2 separate regions of the Homo sapiens genome follow, and region 2 is linked to region 1. Evidence: chromatin contacts called from ENCODE Hi-C or POLR2A ChIA-PET data. All regions are on one chromosome and are shown on one strand. Each heading gives the region's core, a stretch centred on a gene start or an enhancer-like site at or near the end of the contact. The rest is flanking DNA. Distances are from core to core; before and after follow the strand shown.

Evidence for each region. Hi-C counts contacts between places; a loop is a spot of excess contacts on that map. ChIA-PET counts read pairs that join two places held with the same protein, here RNA polymerase II (POLR2A).
Region 2: a loop to region 1 is called in a map of esophagus muscularis mucosa, with 3 times the contacts of the local background. The contact joins the promoter of PCNP here to the enhancer-like site in region 1. A Hi-C loop is called at or near these places in 1 of 168 maps with a recorded cell type or tissue (esophagus muscularis mucosa). POLR2A ChIA-PET finds 5 or more read pairs at or near these places in 1 of 52 experiments (AG04449).

Annotation. Positions count from the first base shown.
Region 1 is chr3:100,953,654-100,957,115 of GRCh38, reverse strand. All of the region lies in intron 1 of ABI3BP (ABI family member 3 binding protein), which reads left to right. Among named protein-coding and RNA genes, the nearest start is that of ABI3BP, 38 kb to the left of the region's middle. Within about 2 kb of position 1,940, at least 4 of the 41 ENCODE cell types and tissues checked have a DNase peak (open chromatin) inside an H3K27ac peak, as active enhancers do.
Region 2 is chr3:101,572,566-101,576,027 of GRCh38, reverse strand. It overlaps PCNP (PEST proteolytic signal containing nuclear protein), which reads right to left and starts at 1,848. Exons shown (of 5, transcript NM_020357.3): 1 at 1,749-1,848. The coding sequence starts at 1,812. RefSeq lists enhancers at 1,329-1,488, 1,509-1,668, 1,749-1,878, 1,979-2,248, 1,692-2,637.

The sequences.
Region 1 (3,462 bases), core at 691-3,190:
GTTTCCCTGTTTTTGGCTCTTAGAATAGTCTCAAGATAGCACCCAAAGTAATTCTGTAAAAATATAAATCAGATTTTAATCATTTCTCTGCTCAAAAACCTCTAATAACTTACCATCACAGAATAAAAGCCAAACTCCGTCAGTGTCCTCTAAGACCCTATCCATCCAGCCCAGTTACCTCTAGCTTCACCTCTTCCTGTTTTCTCCTCGCTTATCTTCCTATAGCCACAGTAACCAGGCATGTTCCTTTCTCTGAGTCTTTGCACTGGGTATTCCTTCAGCCTAGAATGTTCTTCCTCCAAATATCTGAATGGTCCATTATTATCATGATCTGTTTCCCTTCCTTCAGGGCTTTATTCTAAAGTGAAGCCTCCTCCTCTATCTATCAAAGATTGTGCCCCTTCCCACCTTGACTCTTCCTGTTTCCTTGCTTTACTTTCCTCCTCAGTATTTATCACCAGCTGTACTCGTTAGGTTAGGCTTGATTGTGTCTCAACAACAAACCCCCAAATCTCAAAGGCTTAAAAACATACAAACATATACTTTTTGCTCAATCACTTGTTTACCAGGGCCTCTGTTCTTTGTAGTCACTCAAGACCCAGGCTCCATCTGGTCAATTGCTTCCTTGCAGGACAGGAAGAACAGAGTTGGAGGGTCTGGCACCAACAATTTAACGAATTGACCTGGAAGTGGCTTATGTCCCTTTTGTGCACAACCTACTGGTGAGAATTAGTTACATGATTGTGACTAATTTCAAGAGATGGGGACATATAATTTTCATGTGCTCAGAATAATAGGGGAATCAGATATCAAGAAACAGCAGTGGTATCTACCCCATCATTTGACATGCCATATGTGTGTGTGTGTGTGTGTGTGTGTGTGTGTGTGTGTGTGTGTGTGTTGTTTTTCTTTTTTTTTTTTGAGACAGAGTCTGAGTCTTGCTCTGTCGCCCAGGCTAGAGTGCAGTGGTGTGATCTCAGCTTACTGCAACCTCCACTTCCCGGGTTCAAGCAATTCTCCCTGCCTCAGCCTCCCAAGTAGCTGGGATTACAGGTACATGCCACCGTGCCAGGCTAATTTTTGTATTTTTAGTAGAGACAGGGTTTCACTATGTTGGGCAGGCTGGTCTCGAACTCCTGACCTCAGGTGATCTGCTCATCTTGGCCTCCCAAAATGCTGGGATTACAAGTGTGAGCCCCCATGCCTGGCCTCACATACCACATGTTTTACTTATTATTTATTTATTTATCTCTTCTCACTAGAATGTAAACTCAATGAAAGTATGGCTTTTTGTTTGTTTTATTCACTGTTTGTTTTGTTCCAGCTTATGGCAGAGAGCTTTGCATATTCTAGGTGCTCAATAAATATTTGTTAAATAAATGAGTGACTGGATTTTTATAATGATTTTAAGAGAAATAAATACCAACCTTCCTTGCAGATTTGTAGATAGATGCAAAAGATTCCACGTGTAAAGTATTGTTAATACTATTACTTCTTGTTGTATGGTAGAATTCTAATTAGAAGACATCTGTGAAATGGGAGATATAAAAATATTATCCAAACAATGGAGGATACAGGCAGAGAATAGTCTAATTTAAAATCTTATGAAGAAAAGAAACAAATAAGTCAAACATCTAATACGGCTGCCACTATATTTAATAGTTGCTAAATGCATGGAAATCATCCAATATCATTTACAGGGCAAAAAAATAGTCCCAATGAACATGTTGTAAAGGGAAACTGAATCAGCAGTCATTTGTGAAAGTATTCATCTTCACTTGTTAAAAAGTCCACCCAGCCCTGTGCCTTGCCCTGCTCTGATGATGCTATTGAGACACCCGTCTGACATGCATGGAGTATTGTACTTGGATCTCTGTCAGGGACAGGACCGTGTTCTTTTCTTGGATCCAGTCTGTTCTTTTACTGAGCAGACAGCAAGCCCTTCATGCTAGAAATATGCAGCTGGGATTCTCAACATCAAAACTTCCACTTCTGTCTGATGACACATGTGCTGACTGCTCCGTGTGGTTATGGAATGCCTTTGCTGACTTTATGAGAAGAGACATGTCTTACTTTCCCTGCCCAATCTCTTGCCAGTTGAGCTTTATGATTCGTAAAAAAAAAAAAAAAAAAAAAAAAAGACAAAATTTAAAACATTAAAGGGATGATAAACACGTTTACTTTTGCCCTGGGCTTGGTGGTGACATGCTATTTCTTGATAATTATGAGAGCTGCTAATAGGCATTTTCCATGTATGCTTTTATGTCTTGTGGATTTATGTGACAGTTTATCTGGTGCCTTAGTTGGGGCCCAGAATTGTAGAGGAAAAGGGTTCACCACCCCATTAGTAATAATGCAGATGGACTAATCCATTGGCACTCAAACAAGATTTTCACACTAAGATTATCTACCAAGATCATCCATGTGTGATGTAAAGGTCTGTGGAACTATTTGGATCTAGGTTGGTCTCATTCCACCTGTTTTTGAAGGGCATGGCTGAGACTTATATTGTAAAGTACCTGTCATTCTTAACATAGTCAGTTTATTGCTACTTTATTTATTTAAATAAATTATAACAGCAAAGGATAGAGGAAATGGATAAGGAATGAGGAAAGGCTGCCAGAGAACGGCTATTTTAAAAATAAATGTACTGAAGGAAGGGCATGTACGTGAAAATAAGCCTTAAATTGATTAGAAGGGATTTCGTGACTGATAGTGAGCCAGTGAAATTCTATCCAAAGGGTAATTCCAAGATTTCATGATTCCCAGCCTTCTTTGTCCTTGTTTATAATTTTACCAAAAGAAAAAATTGGAGTTGTTATCTTTTTGGTCTGAAGTTAATGCTTCCTGTTTGTATTGCTGATTCCAAGTTTTGGGTTATTATGCCACATTAGAAAATAGCAATAAGTCTTTCATATGACCATTGAATTATTTCTAAATAATTAAAAGAAATTAATAATAATTAAAAGGTAAATATCTCATGTATATTTCTAAATGCTGTGTTTGAGAGGAGATGTTCTGATGCGCACCAGAAATATAATGCCTAGAGGTCACTGTATCTGGACCTTTGTTACACGTACTAGTGTTTGGGAGTGAGAAAGACAGTTCATCCTAAGAGCTAATCTACAGTCTGGCCCCAAGAGGGAGGGAGAATAGTTACAATTAATTTTAAGTTTCTCCCAACTCCGAGTTTCCAAGTATCTATGAGCATGATCCTTTCTTTTTAATCAAACTGGTCTATTTGCTTTTTTTAATTTTGTTCAGGGTTTGCAGTTCAACATGAGCTTCTTGCTACTACTATTTTTTACCTGGAACATTCTTTCAAGTCCTGCCTTTTATTTGACTCTTATTTTCAAAGCTAAGCTGAAGTCTCACCTTCTCCATAAACCTTTGCCTAGAGAATAATATCCACTCCCTCAAAATTCAAGAAATGTAAAGCATTGCTTTGTATGACAATCGTCT
Region 2 (3,462 bases), core at 599-3,098, 620 kb before region 1:
GACATTCAAAAATGGCTTAAACTTAACAGCACTACTTTCTTGTAACGGCAAGGAGACAAATTATGTAGAAGTTAAGGGATATTTACTTACTCTAAGTTACCAAGAAAAAGACCATAATAATTTTTCTGATACCAATTAGCAAAGTAATTCTCTACTACTTCTCCCCACATGCTAAAATGGAAACATCAATATTCATACTATAGAACTAATAACCCTCAACTGAAAGAATGGCAGGTAAATTATACAGTGGATTTATAATGACACTCAAGGTACATTTTGACAGCACATTAAACACGTCTGCTACCCTCGGTCAAGACAGTTAACGAGATGGCCTTAAAATCAACACATGATTCTTTAGGCTTTTCCTCAAACTACGTCTAAAATTTTTTGCTTTTCCTCAAACTACTTTTAAACTTTTATGTAATTTTATCCCACAATTTCCAATACAATTTTTTTGGGAAAAAAAATTCCCTAGTGAGAAAGTAGTAGATGGTTTAAATTTAAATTGTTCTTTCATAAGGTATTTTACTAGTTATAAAAAAAAAAAAAGACAGGGGGTGGGGAGGGAAGAGAGAGATGGAGTTCCAGCTTAACTAACAGAATTGTACGTGTTTTTTAAAAAGGAAATCCTGGGTCCAAAGTAATTAACATTACACTTAATCTTTTCAATAATTTTTGTTCCCAAGGCAATTAACATGAAACATTATGTTAGTAGGTCTACTAGTGGCCTTCATATGCTATTAATCGTTTCTATTTTCTCATATTAAATAATTTCGGGAATGATAACTAAGGTGGTCAGAATAGAGAATAATGTTTAAAATGTTCTAAAAACATTTTAAACAGCTCGCACGTGTTAAGTCACTTGTCTTGTTATGTGCAAAGAGGGAGCTGGAGAGATTACGTTTCTTTTCCTTCACGCACAAGACCCGAATTTAGGGAGTGGAATGGACAGAATAAGGATAGCTGTAACCTGAGTTTAACGTCGTAACAAAATACAGGAAGAGTCACGCTAGACTATTTAGTCGCCTAAGTATCTGGCAAGCGGTCAGCTGGCAACAGCCTAAGGGAGATACTTCAAAGAAAAGCAACCAAACCTTAGCCCTAGACCCCGCAGCTTAAACCAGAGGGCAGGCAAAGGCATTCCTCTTCCCCTCCATCACCTCGGCCCATCCTGTCACAGGGTCAATATTAAACTTGGAAGTAAAGGAAAGAGAGCAGGCCGGAGTTGTCCACCTCCTCAGTGAAAAGGGAGCAGCAAGCGTAATTAACTCCTGCGTGTAACTGAGAGGCCGGCACCGTCAGAAACTCAGCCTGCGGCCAGTTCCCGCGGCAACTACTCGGTGGCTCGCACTGTGTGTATGTTATGTCTCATGAGCGTCTCCGGTGTGTGTGTTTTGTGTGATGTGCGTCTCCGGTGTGGCGGTAGCGGCTCCTGCACCGCCGCTCCTGGTCCCACCCCGAGTTCGGTCTCCCTTTCTGGCGCCCATCTCCCTTCTCCTCGGAATCAGGGCCTCCGCTGGGGCCAGGAGGTGACGAACAGTGGCCGGCTCTCCCCAGGCAAGGAGGCGATGTAGGCCCGGAGCCCAGAGGGCCGCATCGGGCGTGCCCGAGGCAGGTCTGGGCCCAACACCTGGCCGGGTGAGGTCCAGATCCGCCCATTCTCGCCCCACCCCACTCCCCCCACCCTGGGAGCTCAAAGAAAGGCCCGGAGCATCCCACGCTGCCCACGACGCTGGGGTTGTGTTCACCTCCGGCGGCTCCAGCTCGCTGCGACTTTTCAGGCTTCTCGTCTCCCGCCTTCCCGTCCGCCATTTTCCCCGCCGCGGCCTCCCCTGCAGCCACGCCAAGGACGTCACGACCCCGCCCAACAACCATCGAGTTTTTGGGGCCAGCCGGCGTGGTGGCAGCCTAGAGCGGTCCCGAGGAATGAAAAGAGGCCGCCTTCGGAAGCGGAAGTGGATGTGATGTCATCGAGTAGCCGCCTCGGAAGGAAGAGCTGGGAAGGTTGGGCGGTCTAAGAGTGCTGGCTAGGCACTTTATTAGAGGGCAGTCAGGTCTTCATGGTCTAGCGACAGGTCCGGAGAAGTGAGGGGAAATGGAGCATCTCCCTGGAAACGCTGGGATCTTAGAAGGTTTCTGCATACCCAGATGTGGTTGCAGCTGAGGCTGAGAGTGTCTTCCGTTCCGGCCTTGCTGGATAACGCATGCCTGCCAACTCTATGTAAACAAAAAGCCTGCATTCTTTTTCCCTAAAGGGGAAATCAGTGTTTATCTAGCGCCCCCTAGCTTCAGACGCCTTTCATACACTCGTTTAATCACGGCGATTGTCCAAATATAGAATTCTCCTCTCAATTACCTGTAAGAGTTGAGGTCAGAGAGAGTAATTTGTCTAAGTCACGTAGCCAACTGTAAAGTTACTTTTTGTATAGTCTGCTTCTACCAAGTTGAGAAACTACTATGTCAAGTTAAGACTGCAGTAATTTCTGCCTTAATAAGAAACCTTTAGTGGATTCCTACAGTCTGCATTCTGAAGTCCGTGAGTTACATTAGGCCCTAGCCTACCTTTTCGGCTTCATCTTCCCCCTTTCTCAGTATTTATCCAGCCCTCCTAGCCAAATGGGGTCTATTACTTGCTTAGGGAACTGGAGTTTCTGGGTTTGTCTTACCATATATAGTTAGAGAAAGTCTTAGGAGTCAGAACTTGGATTTGAATCTGTTTTGCCCTTTCCTGCTTGAGTAACCTTGAGACTTGCTTACTGCCTACAGAGCTACCTTTTCTTCTCTATAAAAGAGCAATAATAATAGTACCTCCTCAAAGAGTGGTAATAGGGATCAAATGAGATCATCTTTGTATACCATTATTTGGTCACTTCATACTTCCCTCAGTTTGTGTGTGTGTGTGTGTGTGTGTGTGTTTTAAGTGTTGTCTCTCTGAATGGCTCAAAAGTTCCTTGACAACAGAGACCAGTTTTTAAAAACTGTGTACTGTGCGTTTCATATATGAATATAAAAAGTGTTCAATATTTGCGGATGGATTACTTCTCGGGCTTCAAGTCCAGGGAGTGGAGAAAGAATGAAGAAATTATCAAAGTGTGTTTCCCATGACAGAAGCAGGGCAGTGTGGTGGTGATTTTGTGATCTAGGTTGAAGTCCCTGATCCATCATTTATCATATATGTAAAAGTAACCAGCAAACTATCTTACAGGTACTTAATTCATGTTTGTTTCATTTTCCTTGTGATCTTTTCAAGGTAATCATTGAGACTCTCGTTTCTATCATTTTAAAAATGGAGATATACACGAAGATTTTTATTTGAGATTATGTATTTACAGATGCTTGTAATTTTTTATGGGGGGTGGAATGGAGTCTCTCATTCTGTCACCCAGGCTGGAGTGCAATGGCATGGTCTTGGCTCACTGCAACCTCCGCCTCCTGGGTTCAAGCGATTCTCCTGCCTCAGCC